3 separate regions of the Mus musculus genome follow, and all the other regions are linked to region 2. Evidence: chromatin loops called from intact Hi-C (ENCODE). Cell type or tissue: left cerebral cortex. All regions are shown on one strand. Region 1 holds the start of Acvr2a (activin receptor IIA). Region 2 overlaps Acvr2a (activin receptor IIA). Region 3 has its middle 63 kb from the start of Gm31324.

The links. Peaks named below come from ENCODE experiments on the same cell type or tissue, not always from the same donor. Only the 100,000 strongest peaks of a DNase experiment are listed, where the experiment ranks them.
Region 1: a loop joins it to region 2, with 2.6 times the contacts of the local background. A loop is called at or near these places in 5 of 42 quality-filtered maps.
Region 3: it touches region 2 in a loop (2.1-fold over the local background); 2 of 42 quality-filtered maps call a loop at or near these places.

Annotation. Positions count from the first base shown.
Region 1 is chr2:48,812,009-48,816,008 of GRCm38, reverse strand. It overlaps Acvr2a (activin receptor IIA), which reads right to left and starts at 1,900. Exons shown (of 11, transcript NM_007396.4): 1 at 1,183-1,900. The coding sequence starts at 1,237. In left cerebral cortex, a CTCF peak has its summit at 2,235; DNase peaks (open chromatin) are centred at 642, 1,082, 1,895, 2,257 and 1 more place; H3K4me3 peaks cover 3,035 bases; H3K27ac peaks cover 2,891 bases.
Region 2 is chr2:48,866,612-48,870,611 of GRCm38, reverse strand. It overlaps Acvr2a (activin receptor IIA), which reads right to left. Exons shown (of 11, transcript NM_007396.4): 2 at 116-323. Among named protein-coding and RNA genes, the nearest start is that of Acvr2a, 55 kb to the right of the region's middle. In left cerebral cortex, no CTCF peak of the experiment used is centred here; DNase peaks (open chromatin) are centred at 1,923 and 2,190.
Region 3 is chr2:48,728,665-48,732,664 of GRCm38, reverse strand. No RefSeq gene overlaps it. Among named protein-coding and RNA genes, the nearest start is that of Gm31324, 63 kb to the left of the region's middle. In left cerebral cortex, no CTCF peak of the experiment used is centred here; DNase peaks (open chromatin) are centred at 993 and 1,667; H3K4me3 peaks cover 392 bases.

The DNA.
Region 1 (4,000 bases), 55 kb after region 2:
AAGGATTCTATTAAAAGGGGGGTGGGGTAGGGAAGATGGACACACACACAACAGAGAGGTACACAAAGAAAAGACTACCACCTTCTAATTTCCCTGTGACATACGAGGGAATGACACAACCATGAAACCTGTCAATTTGTCCCCCACCCCTCCTGTTTGCCACAACCTAGGAAGTATACACTGAATTTTTATAATGAATGCATTCACTGTGACTTTTAAACTCTTTCATCCCTCCAACTAACTCTCCGGTTAAGTGCATTTGCACACCTTTCAGCTAGATGTATGTATGCATTTCCAGAATTTCAATACAAAAGCCTAGTTTTTCCAACCACTGGTTGCAACCATACAACATCTTCACATAATCAAATTTTTCAGATATAAAATGGCCAGAGTATTCTCCTAACCTTGAGTTAAAAGAAAAGAAAAGAAAAAGAAATACATCTCACAAGAACAGCATATTTAACATGAACACAATTTCACATGGCCTGTTCTTAACTGAAAACAACGTGTCGGTGCAAAGCGTTTAAAATAAGTATTCCGTAGGTAAGCAGAATCTACGCCTGAAAAGAGCACCCAAATGGTGGGTGAAAGCCAGCACACACCACCAACACACAGCAGCATACCTCTTCTGCACTGGGTTAGGGTTAATACTCCGGCAACTAAAACTATTTTTAACACTACTGGACAATGTAGTTGGAGAAGACGTGAGAGGAGACCTAGATTAAATCGCTGATAGGATGCATTGTTTCTCACAGTCAAAATTAAACACCAGCTCACTTGATCTATGTCTCGATATTCACCGGTGAAGCACTAATTAGATGACGACCAAAACCGGTCCTTGTTTTGGAACAGCTTAGGCTAAATGACATTTTGGAATACCTCCTTCTGGGTCTCAAACCTTTACATAAATTTTCACTTGTGGTATTTGCGGCTTGAACAGCAACCCAACCAGCGCTGTCATCGAGTGTTATGGCCACAAACCATGACTTTCTCACTTGCACAACAACACAGCACTCAACCTATCAGTTCGCCACACCAACCCAAAACAAGTGGAATTCATGGAGATTTCGAGATGATCGGGGCTGCGGGTTTAGGCGCGGGAAAAGCCTCGGCCCGAGAACTGCCCAGCAGACGGCACCCGGCACCCGGCCACAGCCCCGCCGCGCCGGCTCCTCCACCTACCTGAAGAGCAAGAGATAAGAAAGACGGCGAACGCCAACTTTGCAGCAGCTCCCATTTTCCCGAGGCGCCGGAGAAGCCGTAGGAAGTTCTCGCTAGATATCCAGTTCCCTGGGTCTTCCTCGGAGACAAACCTCCTGGTGTAAAATCAACCGTCATAAAACATATTCGGAAGCCCCGAGGCGGGGGGGAGGGGGAAGCAAAAAACGTTCACAGGGTTGAAAAAAAAAGGATTTAAAAAAAAGGCACAACAATTTAAAAAAATGTACCACGGGGGAAAAACCGCCACATACACGCACAACACACCAAACCAAACAACGAAAAGCCAACAACAACAAAAGCGGGTTGGAATCACTGTCAAAATCACTGTCAGCTCCGCTCGCCTCTCGCGTCTCAGCGAACAAAACGCCTGGCTGAGGCGACGAGGCGGCGGCGGCGGCGCCCGCAGCCGCCCGGACGGTCCGGGAGCCGAGCTGCTCCGACGTCCGGACCGACCTTCAACCCGGACACCCAAAGTCCGCGGACCACAGTAGCCGAGCTCGCGGCGGTGGCGGTGCGAGGCGGCCGCGGGAGACGGCGACGGGAGAGACGGTGGCGCAGGCGGCGGCCAAGTTCTGGTCCAGGCTGTGGCTCCGGCTCCCGGCTCCCGGCTCGGCCGCGTTTTCGGTCTCCTGGCCTCCGCCGGCCCCGCCCCCTACACTTCCGGTTCCGTCCTGAAGCTGGAAGCCAGGCGCGGCGGAGAAACGCTCCGCGGCGGCGGTGGCGGCGGCGGCGGGAGCGGCGGCCGGGCGCAGCGCGCGTGCCGGGCGGCGAGCGCGAGGAGATTGTCCGGGAGGCGGGGCGAGCCGGAGGGGCGGGGCCGGATCCGGAGCGCGCTCGCGAGGCTGCGGGAACCGAGACCGAGCAGACGGGACGGCGGGCCCTGCGGGTGCCCGCCGCGGCCCCGAGACGCCCGGTGTGCCCAGTGCGGTGCCCGCCCGGGCGCGAGAGCCGCGGCGCCCGAGCGGGATGGGCGATGCTAAGGCCGACTGCGGCGCCCAGCCTTTCCTCTGGGGGACGCCGAGGCCGCGCCGACTTGCTCCGAGTGGGCGGGAGCCGCACCCGCTGCTGCCCGAGCGAGCTCGGTGCTCGCGAGCCGGCCGCGCCCCCGCCGCCGAGGCCTCCCCACGTTTGTCTTTGGGCTAAAAAATAAAGGCAGGAAGGGCTGTCCGCCAGGTCAGGACACCCTCGCCAGATAGCTCGATGTGAGGTTCGGATCCTATCCACCACACCTTGTATACACAAAGCATTGTGTTGCAAACAGGTTTGCTCCTAGTTGGCGTGAAAGTCTGTATTAGGCTTGAAGTGAAAATCGCAGATTTCAGTGTATTGGACCGTCAGAGACGGTGGTGTTATCAATTCTTAGCCTCTTGTAAGACCTGTTTTTACCCCGTAAGCCATGTTGAACTGTTGATCGGGTGTTCAGTTAAGCACCGAAACATACAGAATGTAAAAATGTGAGCCCTACCTCCAGAAGCTCGGCTATTTGGGATATTCGAAGTTGGCTATAGCGTGCAAAGGATGATTGCTAGAGTCAGTTCGTCTGCCATTTAGCACAATTTGGTATAATAAAGGGGGAGATCTTGTTTTCCACTTTATTCCAGCATTCTGAAGGTTTTGACAGGAATGCTTCCTCAGTAGATAGGTAAATACCTAGAAGTTTGCCCTTTTTTCTTAATACAGTAGTAACCTCTGTGTTTGGAGACATTTTCAAGAAAAAAAGGAAGCAACTGTGGGATGGGTAATTAATGTTTTAGTGTACACTGATCCCCACATTTTTCCACAAACTCACTTGTATTTGTTTTCTTTTTCTCTTCCTATAAACTGCTCTATATTTCTGTCTATTAAGTACATCCTATAATTATCTGCCTATTTCTACTACTTGTCAGGGTTAATAATCATTGTGGCTCTTTAAACTCTCTCCAAGATTTCCAGTTCTCAAGCCCTGCTCAGAATTGATGGTATTATGCAACAAAATCCCAAACTGGTCTTCAGGATGCCTCAGTAAATCGAATGTAGTTCTGCAAACAGTTTAGGCTGGACAGAAACGAAGAGTTGCCACTAACAGTCTTAAAATGGAAGAGTGTGTTTACTTTAGAACCATCTACCCTCCTTTCTCCCAGGGATGGATCAGGCCCTACTGTTGTCTTGTCACTACATCGTCTCGATGTTTCTTCATCGCTAAAAACAGAGCAAGTGAAGCAACAAGAGTTGCATATTAGTTTCCTCTCACCTCCTAGTCTGACATATGAGTGAACGTAAAATTATTTTCTAAAGTAATGAAGAAGAACTTCAAGAATAATTCTGAATAAGAGCATTCTTTGCTAACAAAGAGTTAAAGTAAACCCCTGGGAGAAATTAGTGACAACCAGTCATAACAGCTATGCATTCTGTTCTTAAATGTGCTTCTGGGAGGCACCGGGATGGGCTCTTGTGGAGCTCAAGGTAGCTTCGAACTCCCTAGAGAGCCTAAGATGACCTTGAACTTCTGATCCTCCTGCCTCTACTTTGTAATTGCTGCAATTACTGACATGCACTACTGAGTTGTATTTATGTGGTCCTGGGGATCCAACCTAGAACCCCATGCATACTTAGCAAGCAAATGAGCTCCACCCAGAGCCCAGAATGTACTTTAAAAAAAAAAAAATCCAGAAATAGTGGCTTTAAAAGATAGTGTTATTAATCCCCACTACAGTTCCAAAGCTCACACTGAAGATAGAAATAGCTGAAATTATTAAGGCTGCCCTTTTTCCTCCATATTACTTATGTTTGACAAATTTCT
Region 2 (4,000 bases):
CAAAACAGCAAGAAATACTTGAAAATCCATGCATTGATCTTTCTTTCCTTTTCAAGGCAGGACAGAGAGAAGGAAAGTCACTGAACTCCATCATAAAAATTAAATACATTCTTACCTGTCATAGCAGTTGATATCATCCAGCCAACAACCTTGCTTCACTATTTCAATGGAACCAGAAATATTCTTCCAGGTAGCAAAACAATGTCGCCGTTTATCTTTATCACCATAGCAAGGTTCAACACCAGTCTGGTTGGTTCTGTCTCTTTCCCAATTAGCATTAAAGAAAAGACACTCCTGAGTTTCTGATCTGCCAAGTATAGCACCTGTAAGGTAACAGAAAACTTAATGTAAATATATACTCCTAAGGTCAAGGATCTGAAGCAGGAAGCTACTTAAGGTACTCTTGCAATGTCCAAAGCTCTATTCCCTAATGCTGCAACTTTGCATTTGAATGGCCATGCTTTAGGCATAAAAATAACCACAGTAATCTAAATTGCCTACATATATCACAAAATTTCTCTTGAAAATGTCAGTTTCATTTAAACATACAAAAAGTAGCAAAAATTGTTAATTTTATTACCTTTCAACCCTTCCATGGTTAGACCTCCTTTTTAATATTTTGTGTGACATAATGCAACCTAAGAAAACACAATTCTCTGTATAGTTTGGCTGTAGCACCTTCAACTTTGTAGACTAAACAAACCAGGGCCATGGAGACTTTCAAATCTGGCAGACATGCTCTCAAAAGTGAGTCTGTTAACTCCAGTAAAGCAATTTATATTAATATGCATTGCCAGTGGTAAAATTGGAATCTGTTGGTAAAAACAGGATTTGTGAGGAAAGATTTGCAACTACTAGCATTAGGATAACATGTGACAATGGTATCAGTGGTAATAGTAACAAAAGTAGCCTTTAAATTCTGAATAATGAAATGAGCCAATAACCAGAAGATCCACATAATTCAGAGAATCATTATTTTATAAAAGAATTAATGTAATGTTACAAAGCATTCATGTGTAAAAAAACACTCAAGCTGAGAAGGATCAACTGATTTTTTTTTTTTAAAATGAGGCTACTTTGTGAATTTTGGTATCATATAAAAGATGTAAGTCTCTAAATAAATTATTAAAATATTTTCTCTTTTCTAACTAGTTAATTGTGTATGGATAGACCAAAATAATACAACAATCAAAGTAACATATATTGGTAGCTAAATAAAAAAAAGATAGATAAGGAATCCTATTGTTTTCTACCTAAAGATCATGAAAGTTACAAAAACATCACATTTCTTTTTGATTCAGAAAATATTTTTCATAAAGATTTCTTTTACTAATGTAGAATGGACACCTGCCATTTAACAAACTGCCATTTGAAAATGTCCTCATTTCTAACATGGAAAACATACAATCTGCATTTAAAAGAAAAAAAACTCTCAGAGTAGTTGTGCTATGGCCAGGAAATATCTGCCCAAAAGGCTCATGTGTTGAAGATTTGGTCCCCAGATGTGGCATTATTGGGAGGTGACTAGACACTGAGGTCTCTGATACAACCAATGAGTTAATCCCATGTTAGTGCCCTACAGTGTGGTATTTTACAAGATCCCTGGGGGCCTAGTGAAATAGGTCACTTGGGACACAACCCCTTCTCCCCAGCTCTTCTCTCACTCTGCTTCTTGTCTGCCATGAACTGTGTGGCTAGACTGCACAGTCCCATTCATAAGGTTCACGTCTATACTAAGGTCCACAGCAATGAAACCAACCAACAAGTGTCTGAGACAAGAAAACAGGGATCCAGCAGCATAAATCTTTTAAGTCATTGACGGCTGGTATGTTGTCCTAGCAACAACAAACTAACACAAGTTTCTTAACTCTAAGAACCTAAGTAAGTCTTGGGAACAGCTGTTCTACAATGTACTAACAGAATGTACTAACAGAGATGTAATTATGAGTTTGTAGTGTCTATGTGCAGAAATGCTGTCATGAAATGACATAGTGCAAACTATATGATAGCTATGGCATCTGTATTCTAGAGAAGGTCTGCTACTACTATTTATCTGGACACATCAGCAACATTTTCTAAGTTATTTCTTTTCAGAAACTTCTTCAAAACACGAGCAAACCAAGTTTCTCTTGTACTAAAAATTCTAAAAGCATGTACTGCCCACACTCTTATCTTAAAACAGGGATGGCAAGCGTTCTGTAAAGGTCCAGACAGTATGTATTTTAGGCTGTGCAGGCCATATGGTCTGCACAAGCAACTACTCTGCTTGGGAAGTACGAAAGTATCCATAGACACTAAATGAATGAACAGAGTTTGTATTCCAATAAAACTTTATTTATGCAGATGAAAAACTAAACTTTTTGTCATTTTTAACATCTCACAAACTATTATCCTTGATATTTTTTCCAAACACTTAAATAAAGAAATTCATTCTGGGATGCATCTGGCCCACAGGTTGTGTGAGCAGCAACTCCCTCTTAAAGCATTGCCAAGAGACTGGCTGACCTGCCTTTGTTTGATTTGTTAGATGGGTGTTTTGTGTGCTTTCCTCTCCACTTAACTCATGGGAGGCAGAAGAAAGCAATCATGGGAGGCAGAAGAAAGCAATCATGGGAGGCAGAGGGAGGGAGGAACCTGGGTGGGTGAGGGGAAGGGAGGGAAAAAGGGGAACATGATCAGGTATTGGAGGGGGGAGCAGGAGAAAAGCCCTGGGGGCCAGCAGAATGAATGGGAATATGCAAGCCTGGGGGTTGGGGAGCAGGGCCAGGGATCCTCTTGGAGACAGTGGGGAGGACGAATGGGATGAGGAACTGTGGAAGGGCAGACCTGGAGGAGGGTAATGACTGTAGAAAAATAAAAGTAATAAAAAAGTATTGCATGGCTATTTTCAATTTTCAAAAGAGGAGTTCATTGAAGCACAGGAATATCTTAACTAAATTATGACCAAAACAAACGAACACTGCTTGTAGACAAAGTACCAAATGGGCAGCACTTTTGGTTTCCAGTCAATGAACAGTAGCTTTTTGAAGTATTCTACTGAGAGTCTGAAGAAAATTTTGTAGCACATAGGGATGACAAGGAAGGGGAAACATCAGTATTATGTTTGTAGACAAAAGACAAACAAATCGTCACTTTAATCACTGTGAAAAAAACTTCTAACATTTATCTTTTAATGTTAAACCCATTCTCAGGATGATTTCCTAGATCCAGACCATCATTTTTTCCTCCATAGGTAAAGAAAATTGCTTATAAGAAAACATCTGACAATCTTCCTCCCTTCTTCTGAAGCTAGTTGGGTAACTAGCCTCTGTCCCATACATTCCCTACCAAAACAATAAATAAAATAGCATGATACTTATGAAAACATACTAAATGTATCTATTTTTTTAAAGTCTTAATGTTCACATTGTGATTTCAAAAAGTTCTATACTAGGATACTATTGTTCAGATGGTACATTCTAATCTAATGGTTTCTGAAATGTTAAGCCTCTCTCCCTAAATTTATTCTACCAAAATAATTCCAAATAGTCCAAGCTGCCATTTTTTAAAGAAACAATTAGGCATAAAAGTGTGCATGCAAGGCACACTCTTGCATGCTGTTTCATGCATTCTTGGTGTCATTTTCTGTATCTGGAAAAGAGGCAGTAACTTAACCACACACATGCACACACATACGCATACTACATATTTATATATCTATGTGTTTTGTTTTTTTCCCCCTCATGGAAGACCTAATAATCCTTCCTAGCTTAAAGTTTCTGGACTAAACCTACAACCTCATATCTAACCTTGAACAAGCAAACAAATCCTTCACTACCTCTTTCCACATCAATAAATTAAGCAGGCTAATTCAGTGTCCACATTTTTCTCTAGATCCATAATTCAAGTCCAACTGTAGAAAATCAGAAACTCTAATCACAATCAAGCATCTCAGTAGCTTATGCACCATTTCATGTAAAGTACTTGCACTGATAACTAGCATTAACTGCTTCGTTTTCTT
Region 3 (4,000 bases), 140 kb after region 2:
AGAATTATAGTGTTTTTCACTGATGTAACAAGTTTTGAAAGTGTCAGTCTTTATATGTATGGAGAGTAGTCAACAAGGATCATGGTGGAATTGCAGAGACTCTACAAAGAGAGACTCTTAGTTTGCATCATGGATTGGATCAGTAGGAGTGCAAAACAGGGGGAAAGTGCTCAGATTCTAGATATGTATATTTACTTTTACTTTATTTTTATTTTGTGTGTGTGTGTGTATGTGTGTGTGTGTGTGTGTGTGTGTGTGTGTGTGTGTGTGTACAGGTGCCTGTAGAATCCAGAAGAGGATGCCAGATCCCCTGGAACTAAAGTTACAGGCTGTTATGAGCCACCTCATATGCTTACTGAAAACTGAACTCTGGTCCACTGAAAGAGCAATATGTACTCTTAACCACTGATCCATCTCTCCTGCTCTATTTGTATATAATTCAAAATCAGTGCTAAAGAAAGGATTATTGGTCAAAGAAAAGATGTAAATTAAGGTTCATGCTAGACGAGGAGGGCGTTGCCATTTAAATCAGGATCTTATGATGCTGTGACCAATTACCACAAATCTCATAGTTTAAAATCTCATCTCTGACTGTCTCTCTCTCTGTCTTATCTCTTTCCTTTTTCTTTCTCACACGAACACACACACACACACACACACACACACACACACACACACACACTAGTGGGCAGAAGATCAAAGTTAAGGAGTTAAGATTTGACAAGCTGCATTTTTGCTGGAGGTTCATTCTGGGGGAGAATTTTTTTTTCCTGGACCAACTTCCAGTGGCATGTATGTGAACTCACGGATTCACTGGTGTTTCTTGGAGGCATCACAATGTCTCCTGCTACCCAGTCTCTTACAAAGCCTGATGAATCTATGGTTTGAACTTTCCAGAGGACCCTTAGCTTAAGAACATTTATAAAGCTCCCTTTTCAACAGAACAACAGTCTTTATAGTTCTTGGGTACTTGAGCATCTTTTCTCGGACAATTATTCGGTTGCCATACCATTTAACAAAAGTGGAAAAGACAGGGACTCAAGCAGGAGGAGTGAGGGGGAGGAAATGCATACATTTTTTGCCTCTTAGCTGAGAGCACAAGCTCATAGTAGTCAGAGTGGTTGAATTAAATAATCAGATTTATTATTAAAGGGATTTTTCATATGCGTTATGAAAAGCAGACTATTAAATCTGTAAAATTCAGCTCAACCCAGGTTTCCGTTTACCTTCTCACAAACTTTCACTCACGTGGCGAGAGCAAGTGCACACCATTCATAATTGATTTTCACTATTTTCCTCCATCAACCTTTGATTCGCTACAAAAGTGCTGATTTATTCAGTAATTCAGATGGGTCTTCATTTTCAGAGTGTGCAAAACAATTAAAAGTACTTCCTATCCTTAAAGAACTTCCATGGAACAATTTGGCTCCACCCCAGAGCTTATTCTCCTGCATTCCTTCCTAATGGGGCTGGGAAGCACACAGCTTACTCACTTTCAGCAGTGTTTTGTGAGTAGGAATGTGGGCGAGTTAAGTCTACTTCTCCAGTCGAGATTGATAACGGCCACGAAGTCTTTCTCTTGCTTTCTGTTTCACAGTCGCTGTCCCCTCACATGGAGAGAGTTTAAGTAAGCAATTACAGATTGTGAGCTTCAGGTTCCAAAAGTGCTCCAGAACGCAGGAACAAGATACCAGAATGAATGCACAGTGGGTGGAATCAGTTTATTTGAGGAGCTTTTCCTAGAAATAACCCATCCTACACTCTGATTTAGAGAAGAGAGTTTACTGAAGAGACAGAAGTGCCGGGAAACAAGCCCCATGAAATGTAACTAATGTAAAAGAAACTGTGATCTTGGAGACAGAAGTCTGTTCGTGACTAGCAGTTCTAATGAAAGGTAGGGAAAGCAAACTGGGGGACTTTTGTCAGTGTTTATGTATGATGGTATGAAAGAAAGGAGACTGTCACCAGTGAGCTGGTTATCTGAAAAGTGATGATCTCACTGATCCCTGGGAAAGACTGATTGCAAGAATTTATATTCTATCTAGCCTCCTTTGCAGTGAGCCTGGGATCACAGGGGCACACCCCGGACTGTTATTGTAAAGAGTTCTGGCCCAGTGCTCAGTAAACAATATGAACTCAGATTTGCCTGTTACTAAAATAACGATCCCTTCATTTTCCTCCCTACTTTATCATTTCTCCTAGGGTGACTGGTGGCCAGGGTTACACTGAGGAAACTGAGTTTGTAAACTTTCGTGACCTAGCGCCGACTGTGACCCCTCTGGTCAGAATGTAGTCATTTAATTAGTTGCTTTTCAAACATTGTACTAGCTCTTTCCTAATACTTTCTCACACTGAGATAATGTTTGCTAGCCGCCATCAAATAGGATCCCTCCTAATTGCTGTTTTTCACACTTAATTACAATGTTTTAAGATCATCAAACTTTTCAATAGGTCAGTGGTACCTATAAACGAGTCTAAACACAAAACAGAACCTGCTTGTTATCATTTGAGTCCAACCGGCTTCTAAGCAGGCTTTTCACAAGCTAAGCCACCATGGTCTCTGTAGGTTACTACTCCAAGTAGAGTATCAATCTTTTACAAAGCCTATGCTTTTCGTCCTCCATGCCTTTGCCCATTGTTACAGCTTGGTCATTTAGTGTTCTTCAAAGGGTCACGCTCTGATGGCTTGGTGCCCAGCTTGAGACACTTTTTAGGGATATTATAAAAACTTCAGGGAAAGGTCACTGGAGGCAAATTCTTAAAAGTGTTTATCTTGTCCCAGGGTCGAATATCTGCTTCCTGTCTACCATGAGGTGAACAACCTCGTCTCCAACTCACACCTACTGTCTTGTTATTCAGCCTTACCTCAGCAGCAAAGTAATGCAATTAGTCTTTTATAAACGGAGACCTCTGAGACTGTGAAAACTAACCCCTGAACATGTCTTTAAGGAATTTTTAGGTTAGGTTAATTGAGGTAGGGAGTCCTACCTGTAAATGTGGGTACCACCATTCCATGGGCTGAGGTCCAGGACTGAATAAAAAGGTGAAAGTAAGGCCCATAGCAGTGTCCCCTGACTGTGGATATGATGTGAGCAGCCACCCCCTCCTATTCCTATACTTCCCTTGCCATGATAGACTCTAGCCCTTGGAAGTTTAATCCACATAAGCCTTTCCTTTAACTAGCTTCTTGTCAGGTATCTTTTACAGCAATGAGAAAAGTAAATACTATACCAAACGATTCTTTCTGTAAGTTGTTTCTTCAGATATTTTGGTCACAGCAACTGAAACCGAACTAATCACACAGTTGGTACCAAAGAAGTCCATGACCATCATTGCAGGGGGATAATACATGGCAGCAGACAGGCAGATATGTTGCTAGAGTAGTAGCTGAGAGACTATATCTTATCTGTAAGTTGGAGGAAGAGACTGAGAAATGCCTAAGTCTGGTGTGGATTTTTGAAACCTCCAAGCCCAACCCTCTAGTGACATACTTACTCCAAAAAGGACATCGCACTAATCCATCCCAAAACAGTTCTACTGACTAGGGACAAGCATTCAAATATATGAACGAATGGTGGGAGTCTCATTGTCAATTAAGGCAAGTCTTTATTTCATGAAGTCATTTTTTTTCCTTAAAGATTTATTTATATGAATACACTGTAGCTGTCTTCAGACATACCTAAAGAGGGCATCAGATCCCATTGCAGATGGCTGTGAGCCACCATGTGGTTGCTGGGAATTGAACTCAGGACCTCTGGAAGAGTAGTCAATGTTCTTAACCACTGAGCCATCTCTCCAGCCCCTCATTGTCAATTAAATCGCCACAGCACTAATTGAGATAGGAAGTTCCACCCACTGTAAGTGGCACCATTCCCTAAGCAGGGATGCTGGGCTGTATTAGAGTGGAGAAAGTGAGTCAATTATGAGAACTCACATCTTTATTGCCTTCTTCTGACTGTGAACACAACACGACTAGCCATTTAAACTCTTTCTATATTGA